2 separate regions of the Homo sapiens genome follow, and region 1 is linked to region 2. A link is a contact called in ENCODE Hi-C or POLR2A ChIA-PET data. All regions are on one chromosome and are shown on one strand. Each heading gives the region's core, a stretch centred on a gene start or an enhancer-like site at or near the end of the contact. The rest is flanking DNA. Distances are from core to core; before and after follow the strand shown. Region 1 overlaps RGS9 (regulator of G protein signaling 9). Region 2 overlaps GNA13 (G protein subunit alpha 13).

Evidence for each region. A loop is a pair of places that touch in the nucleus more often than their neighbours do. ChIA-PET counts read pairs that join two places held with the same protein, here RNA polymerase II (POLR2A). Pooled maps may share reads with other maps.
Region 1: a map with no recorded cell type shows a loop between it and region 2 (6-fold over the local background). The contact joins two enhancer-like sites. A Hi-C loop is called at or near these places in 1 of 168 maps with a recorded cell type or tissue (endothelial cell of hepatic sinusoid), 20 of 37 single-sample maps with no recorded cell type and 11 of 50 pooled maps. POLR2A ChIA-PET finds 5 or more read pairs at or near these places in 2 of 52 experiments (OCI-LY7 and activated CD4-positive, alpha-beta T cell).

Annotation. Positions count from the first base shown.
Region 1 is chr17:65,177,149-65,181,432 of GRCh38, forward strand. It overlaps RGS9 (regulator of G protein signaling 9), which reads left to right. Exons shown (of 19, transcript NM_003835.4): 9 at 584-655. It also overlaps the pseudogene ZNF848P. Among named protein-coding and RNA genes, the nearest start is that of RGS9, 42 kb to the left of the region's middle. RefSeq lists an enhancer at 4,137-4,186. Within about 2 kb of position 2,268, at least 8 of the 41 ENCODE cell types and tissues checked have a DNase peak (open chromatin) inside an H3K27ac peak, as active enhancers do; they include OCI-LY7, where a contact is called at or near this core.
Region 2 is chr17:65,021,011-65,024,843 of GRCh38, forward strand. All of the region lies in intron 2 of GNA13 (G protein subunit alpha 13), which reads right to left. Among named protein-coding and RNA genes, the nearest start is that of GNA13, 34 kb to the right of the region's middle. Within about 2 kb of position 2,126, at least 8 of the 41 ENCODE cell types and tissues checked have a DNase peak (open chromatin) inside an H3K27ac peak, as active enhancers do; they include OCI-LY7, where a contact is called at or near this core.

The sequences.
Region 1 (4,284 bases), core at 1,018-3,517, 160 kb after region 2:
TCCGTCCATCCATCCATCCATCCATCCACCCATCCATCCATCCGTTTATTCACCCACCCACCATCCACCTACCACCCATTTACCTATTCATTCATCCATCCACCCATCCCCCTCTCCTTCCCTCTTTCCTGCCACCCATCCAACTCTGGTGCTGGGAATGCCATTCATCTGTCTGGCCATCCATCCATCCATCCATCCACTCACCCACCCATCAACCATCTACCCGCCACCCATTTACCTATTCATCCATCCACTTATCCATGCATCCCACTATGGTGCTGGGGATGCCAACCACCTGTCCATTTTTCCATCCATCCACCCACCCACGCATCTACCCATCCTTCTCTCCCTCCATCCTTCCATCTCACTATGTTAGGTGCTGGGGATACTGGGAGGCATAACAGCCCTCATGAAGCTCAACAGCTCACCTGGAGGGTTTACACCCACTCAAAGCTTCCCATGGGCTAGGCCACAAGCTCTTCTCAGCTCAATCTCACAATTGGCAGATTAACCAAGACCCACAGTTAACCAGAAACTGGAGACTCTCCCTGTAATGACCTTATGTTGTTTTTATTCCATTTAGCCTGGAATGGACAATGTGCTGGACTACGGCCTGGACCGAGTGACCAATCCGAATGAAGTCAAGGTAAACCAGGTATGTCTCTGCTGCATAGTTTGGGTAGGGCCTAGGTCGGATTCTGGGGCTGGGAAGGTGTCCACATGTCTATTCGTGTCTGTTAGGGCAACGATATCTCCTCTTTGAGACTATCAAAGAGAGGAGGACCGTGGGCTCTGTGGACTCAGGGTTAGGGGAGAAGTGGGACCATGGCAGGATGCTAGGTGAGAAGAAATTACGACTGAAGACAGACAGAGGCTGTAGAGTGCAGGGAAGAGCTAATGGGATCTAGATGGCTGGTTTTCAAACTTTTCTGAGTCACTTCCCCCTTCGAAAATCTGATGAAAGTTATGAGCTCATTCCACTCAAAGATGCACAGACAGACATTCTGTACACAGTTTCAGCCAGTTCCTTGATCCTGAGGAGACTGTAGACCCCAGCCTCGAAACTCTTGAATCAGTTTTAGATTTAACCTTAATCCACATGACAGGACCTGGAATCTAACACTTTCTTTCACATCCCAGTGGAGTGGGATCTTTGTAAAGATTCTCCAAGCAGGTTTCATTAAAAAAAAATACCTTTCCTCAAATAGGCCATCTTTCATGATGGATAGCCAATGTCCTATGAGTATTTATTTATTTATAGAAATACAGTTCATAAGCTGTTGAGCCCATGGCCCTATTGACATTTTGGGCCAGATAATTCTTTTTTTTTCCTATTTATTTATTTATTTATTTATTTAATTCATTTATTATTTGAGACAGGGTCTCACTCTGTTGCCCGGGCTGCAGTGCAGTGGCATGCTCATAGCTCACTGCAGCCTTGACCTCTTGGGCTCAGGTGATCCTCCTGCCTTAGCCACCCAAGTAGCTAGGACCACAGGCACATGCCACCGTGCTTGGCTAATTTTTGAAATTATCTGTAGAGACAGTGTCTTTCTATGTTGCCCAGGCTGGTCTTGAACTCCTGGGCTCAAGCAGTCCTCCTGCCTTGGCCTCCCAAAGCACTGAGATTACAGGTGTGAGCCACTGTGCCTGGCTCAGATAGACAATTCTTTGGTGAAGCTGTCCTGTGCATTTTAGAATGTTCAGCAGCATCCCCAGCTCTGCCCATGAGATGTCAGTACCTCCATTCCTCTCCCTGCCCACCTAAGCCCCAGTCCTAACAATCAAAAATGTCTCCAGACATTGCCCATTGTACCCTGGGAAGGAAGTCAACATTACTCTGGCTGACAACCACTGATTCCAATGAACCATCCTAGACCCATTTAAACAGATCTTAGGTAGTTTCATTGCTTTCTGTCAAACATTGTCTTTGGGTAGCAAGGGTGTCATCTCTAGCCTAGGGTGCATCTATAGGGCTCTGCAGAGCCTTAAGGCATGAGTGGGGGCCTGTAGGGGTGTGCAGGGGAAGGAGGAGGGTGGAAGTGGGAGGGGAAAGAAAAAGGAGCCAGAAATGTTAGCAAGGCAGCTCTGGGACAGTGTTTGCTTTTGCTCCCTGGAGAGGGTCACCGGGGGAACCATTAGGTCTCTTGTCCACAAGCTGGAGAGACCCTTCCTTTGATACACACAGGGCACAGTCAGCCTTAACTCAGCTGTTCCCAGGGCAGCCTTTCCCGTGTTCCCCTTGCCAGAGAACAGATCACTGCTGAGGCCTTGTAGGCTTGGTTGCCATGGAAACAGAATCCTCGAGTAAAAGATTGAACCTGGGTGGAAGGGTTGCTTTTTTTTATGGCTAACTAGCAGCTCTGGAAACCTCTTTCCTGGGGAGGAGAGAGAGGGTGGAGGCAGAAAGCACATCACTCATTCTGAGATGGGGGGGTGGGAACAAAGGGTCACCCATCCGTGACCCAAGCCAGGATACTGCTCAGCTGTGTGTGTGTGTGTGTGTGTGTGTGTGTGTGTGTGTGTGTGTGTGTTGGGGGTGGTTAGGCAGGACCTTAACTTCATCCATTTGAGAGGGAAGCTAAGGAGCTGAGCTGCTCCATCCTGGGGGTGACTTCTGAGGAGGGTGACCAGATTACTGTCTTTACTGAGGAGGCATCTTTGTGCTCCTTGGCCTTCAGAGCCCACTTCCTGCGGATGTGGATGCTGGCAACACCCTCAGCCCAGAACCCAGTGGGCAGGCTGGGTGTACGACAGAGGGTGCCTTTGCCATGGTGGGGTGTGATACGGGCTGTGTCTCCGCTGTTTACCGTTATCTTCTCTGTCTCTCTCTCTCTCTCTTCCCAGCTATCTATCTATCTCCTGTCTGTGCACTCTGGCTGCTGTGGAATAAAGTATTAAGAAGAATAAAGAACTGCAATTCTCATGCATGCAGAGCCCCTTCCAGCCCTCCCCTCAGGCAGCCCCAGCATGCTGTGGTTTATCTGTCTGCAACATTTTCCACTGTCTGCGAGTCCCCTGTGTTCCCGGGTTAATCTGCCCTGAGAGAAGAGGGTTGCCAAGAGCATGAAGCATCTCCATGAAGACCTGGGAGTGCAGAGGCTTTGGATTTTTGTCTCACTTCAGAGAACTCATGGTGCCTGAGCTGGTTTGAAGAGAGGTCATTTTGAGAAGGAATCGATCCTTCTTTCTTTTTTTCTTTTCTATTCTTTTTTTTTGAGACGGAGTCCTGCTCTGTCACCCAGGCAGGAGTGCAGTGGCGTGATCTCGGCTCACTGCAACCTCCGCCTTCCGGGTTGAAGTAACTCCTTGCCTCAGCCTCCAGAGTAGCCGCGATTACAGGTGTGTTCCACCACGCCCAGCTAATTTTTTCATATTTTTAGTACAGACGGAGTTTCTCCATGTTGGCCAGGCTGGTCTTGAACTCCTGACCTCAGGTGATCCGCCCATCTTGGCCTCCCAAAGTGCTGGGATTACAGGCATGAACCACTGCGCCTGGCTATCAATCCTTCTTTTTAAACTTTTATTTTAGGTTCAGGGGTTACATTTCAGGTAAACTGCATGTCACCGGAGTTTGGTATATAGATTATCTTGTCACTCAGGAAATAAGCATAGTACTCATAGGTAGTTTTTCTATCCTCTCCCTCCTCCCACCCTCCACCCTCAAGTAGGCCTGGGTGTCTGTTGTTCCCTTCTTTGTGTCCTTGTGTACTCAATGTTCAGCTCCCACTTATAAGTGAGCCCATGTGGTATTTGGTTTTCTGTTCCTGCGTTAGTTCGCTTAAGACAATGATCTCTAGCTCCATCCATGTTGCTACAAAGAACATGATCTCATTTTTTTATGGCTGCATAGTATTCCATGGTATATATGTACCACATTTTCTTCATCCAGTCTACCAATGATGGGCATTTAGGTTGATCCCATGTCTTTGCTATTGTGAATAGTGCTGCAGTGAACATAGGCATGCATGTGTCTTTATGACGGAATGATTTATATCCCTTTGGGTATATACCTAGTAATGCGATTGCTGGGTCAATGGTAATTCTATTTTAAGTTCTTTGAGAAATCACCACACTGCTTTCTACAATGGCTGAACTAATTTCATTCCCACCAGAAGCATATAAGCTTCCCTTTTCTCCTTGCCAGCATCTGTTATTTTTTGACTTTTTGATAATAGCCATTCTGACTAGTGTGAGATGTTATCTCATTGTGGTTTTGATTTGCATTTCGAGAATGAGTAAATTCTTGAGAAGATGTATCTGTTTTCCCCAAATAGAGGCAAG
Region 2 (3,833 bases), core at 876-3,375:
TTAAGATTATTTTATTCGGCCCTTAGCTCTTTTTTCTCTGTTCAGAACACTACAGGTAAGTTTCTAGGTTACTGTAGTAAGGCTGAAGAGTAAAAGTAGCATGGCACTCTGAAAAGTGTTCCAATATTTCTTTAGCCTTGTGGATATTTCAGTTCCATTTAAATGGCATAGCAGCCAGTGTACCTGGGTTCCAGCCCCAAGATAGACTTTATTACTGACAAAGTCAACAAACAATATTAGGTGAGCTTCAGTGACCCTTTGAGTATTAGAAGTCTATGAGGTTCCACGAACCATATTTCTTACGAGTTTTACAAAATGGTGTCTAAGCTGGGAATGGCTTCAATGTTGCCCCCACTTCACAACAATAATTTGTTATAAACATCCTTTGCTTGTAAAGACAAAATGGGTCTGGAGTCCTAAGCTTGAAGGTAACAGAAAAGCTAAGAACAAAAGTTAGAAAATAATTTCTATTAAATTCATAGTCATACAGAGAGAGGCTTAGCAGCTTATCGACCCAGTTACTGAACAAGTGACATTTGTATTCAATGCTCTCTTCTGCACAGCTAAAATATTAAAAGGAAAGGATTTAGAATGCACTTCTTTAAAAGGATATGGAATTTAAGCTGGATAGCCAAAGAACACACAAGAAGAACTGATCTGCTGTTTTAGAACATACTCAAAAACACCAGTGGCTTTATGTCAATAAGAAAAGGGCAACTCTGCTTATAGAAAATAGGTAAAGAGTAGAGTTTTTTAATTCAAAGTCTGATTCATGCCTTAAGAATATAACATAAGGTTTATAGAGATGGGTATCAAATATAGATTTTCTAATAAAAAGCAAGGTAAACATATTCTAGAAAGCAATTTGGCAATATGTATTAAGATCTTTCAAATGATCCTCAACACAGTACCACTGAAAAAGTATATACAACTACAACAGTGCTAGTGAATTACTATTATGGCAGAAGGAAGAGCTGGTTGAGAGCAAATGGATTGCTCCTTATATTTAACTAGATTCTGGACCAGGGGTCTGTCCACAAACTATATAGCCTGAAGGCCAAATCCAACCCAATGCCTGTTTTTGTACGGCTCATTTTTAAATGGTTGGGGAAAAAACTTAAAAGACTATTTCATGATATGTAAAAATGATATGAAATTCGAACTTCAACATCCATAAATAAAAATGCACTGGAACACAGCCACGCTCACCTGTTGGTGTATCGTCTATGGGAACTTCCAGGCTACAACAGCAGAGGTGAGGAGTGGAGACTGAGGCAGTGTGTTGCACTCTCATGACTCTGCACCACTGCTTGGTGCACCACAAACTGCAGTGACACAGTTATAACTTGAAAATATTCCAAGTGTCACCAGTATTGCCACACCATGACATTAAAAAAAAAAAAAAGGGAGTAAATACACATCCATCCAAATAAAAAGAAGGCCCTGAATACCACACTTTTAAGGCACAGTAGGATGTAAATAATTTTGCTATCAAATTCCATGGTAAAGCATTATTTATTATGCAATGACACTATAGCTATGCTAGAAGAATACAATGTATGCCAACATTTACAGACTAAGCTTTCTTCAATCCTCCCAACCCACAGAAAAGCAACGGTCATAAAACAAAAACAAAACACATGCAAAATTTTAAAATGGAATAGCTTATCACTGCAGAATTTCTTCACCAAAACAAAAAATGAAATGAGACTGCAACCAAAGTATTTTCAAGTTTTCAAAGTTTTTGTTAGACAAGCAAGGAATGCCATTTACCAAGTGAGTGAGTAACTCATGTTTGATTGTAACAGCTGAAGAAATATGGCCAGAGAAAGTAACCTTGTTTAAGACTATTAGCCTTTCAGTGAGAGCAGCTGCTCAGAGTTGAGGACACTCGGAACAACCATCAACTGTCAATTAAGAAACATGGCAAATTATTTCAGTGGTTTTCCCTGGCTCTTGCTGAGTTTATTACCACAATGCTCAGTTGTTGTTTACTTAGGGAATCAATGCCAAGTTTGAAGTGACTGAAGAACCAGCCTGTATGAACAGTCCATGTGGAAGAGCTACGTGTGAGAGTATTTTCAGAGAAGCTGAGAAAACACTAAATGAGTACAGCCTAAACTGGAATATGCTAGGCTGTGTTACAACTGATGGTGGTAAAAATGCGTGGAACAGAAAGGGGGTCAAACATGCAAAACCTGTGTAAGGGTTACTCACTGCATTACTCATGAGCATGTACCTTGTGGGAAACACATGAATCTATTGTGCTCATGAACGAGTAATGTCAGTGATGAATTTAACACGCTCCTGTGAACCTGACCATCAGCAGGTCATGAGTTTCTGTCAGAAACAAAAAGTGAAAATTCTGACACAGTTCGATGTCTTAGCAGCGCTAAAGTTTTACTGACTTTTTTCTGAGCACAGGGATGGAACTGATTTCTTTTCCTGAACAAGAACTACCCTTAACCACTATTGTTGAACGCTGAATGGTTTCGGAAATTAGCCTTAGGGCAGACTTGATTTGATTTCTGAATGAATTCAACCTAAAATTACAAGGCAAAACGGCACTGTTGGTGAAACTTACACTCTGGTAAAGTCATTTCGACAGCTAGCATAGTTTTAATCAAAACAATGTCAAACTGCTTTATATACTTTCTTTGCTGTCAAAAGTTAAAACAAAAAGTGAGACTTCCATTCCCATACAAATTTCCAGTGGACATAATATTTCTAAACTCTAACTACAGTTCCAACAGCATCTTTCAGACCCCTATGTAAGTGCAAAGGAAATTTCCATATTTCAAAATCCATTTAACTACGCAAATGAAGAGCTTCTACCTAACCTTCAAGTGGTTAATCTGCAATGTAATGACATGCTAAGAGGCAAACACTGAGAAGAATCTAACAGGATTCTGTAAGTATCTCTCAAGCACTGACTATGCTCAATAAAAATCATATGCTATGGCTGGCACGGTGGCTCACACTGTAATCCCAGCACTTTGGGAGGACGCCAAAGCGGGAGGATTGCTTGAGCCCAGGAGTTTAAAACCCACCTAGGCAACATACTGAGACTCATCTCTACAAAAAGTTAAAAAATTAGCTGGGTGTGGTGGCATGTGCCTGTAGTCCCAACTACTAGGGAGGGTGAGGTAGGATCATCACCTGAGCCCGGGGGTTGAGGCTGCAATGAGCTGTGATCATGGCACTGCACTCCAGCCTGGGCGACAGAGCAAGACCTTCTCCAAAAAATAAAAAATCATATGCTCATTTGGTAGTATCTGTGTGAAAATATATTTTCAAGGATGAAATGTGTAAAATCTCATTACAGATCAGAATGGAGGAATATTTGCAACTGACTCTGACAAAAAAATGCTAAAACATTGAATCCCAATAAACAAAATGTTATTCCAAAAGAATCCAATTTTTTTCACATTCGTAGCCACAAAAACTTGCACACAAGTTTATATTTTTAATCTCATCAATAAAACTTTTTATATAAATACCTACATAATGCCCTTGATTTCTTCCCTTGGCACGCAGTGCCTAAAATATTATACTATCTGACCCTTTACACATTTCTAGACCAATGATACTTAATCCTGGTAATCTATCAGAATTACCTAATGTGCTTATTAAAAATACAGATTCCCAGGTCTCCAAACAAATCCACCCAATCAAAATCTTAGCAAGTTCCGAGAGAAGTGATTCTGATGTAGCCAGCCCTCGCATTACTTCAAATCTGGATATATATTTTACTCAAAACTAGATTTCGTATTAATTTCATCTTTTAGGATCAATTACACAAAATCTGTTTTTAAAGTCTAAAAATGCCAAGA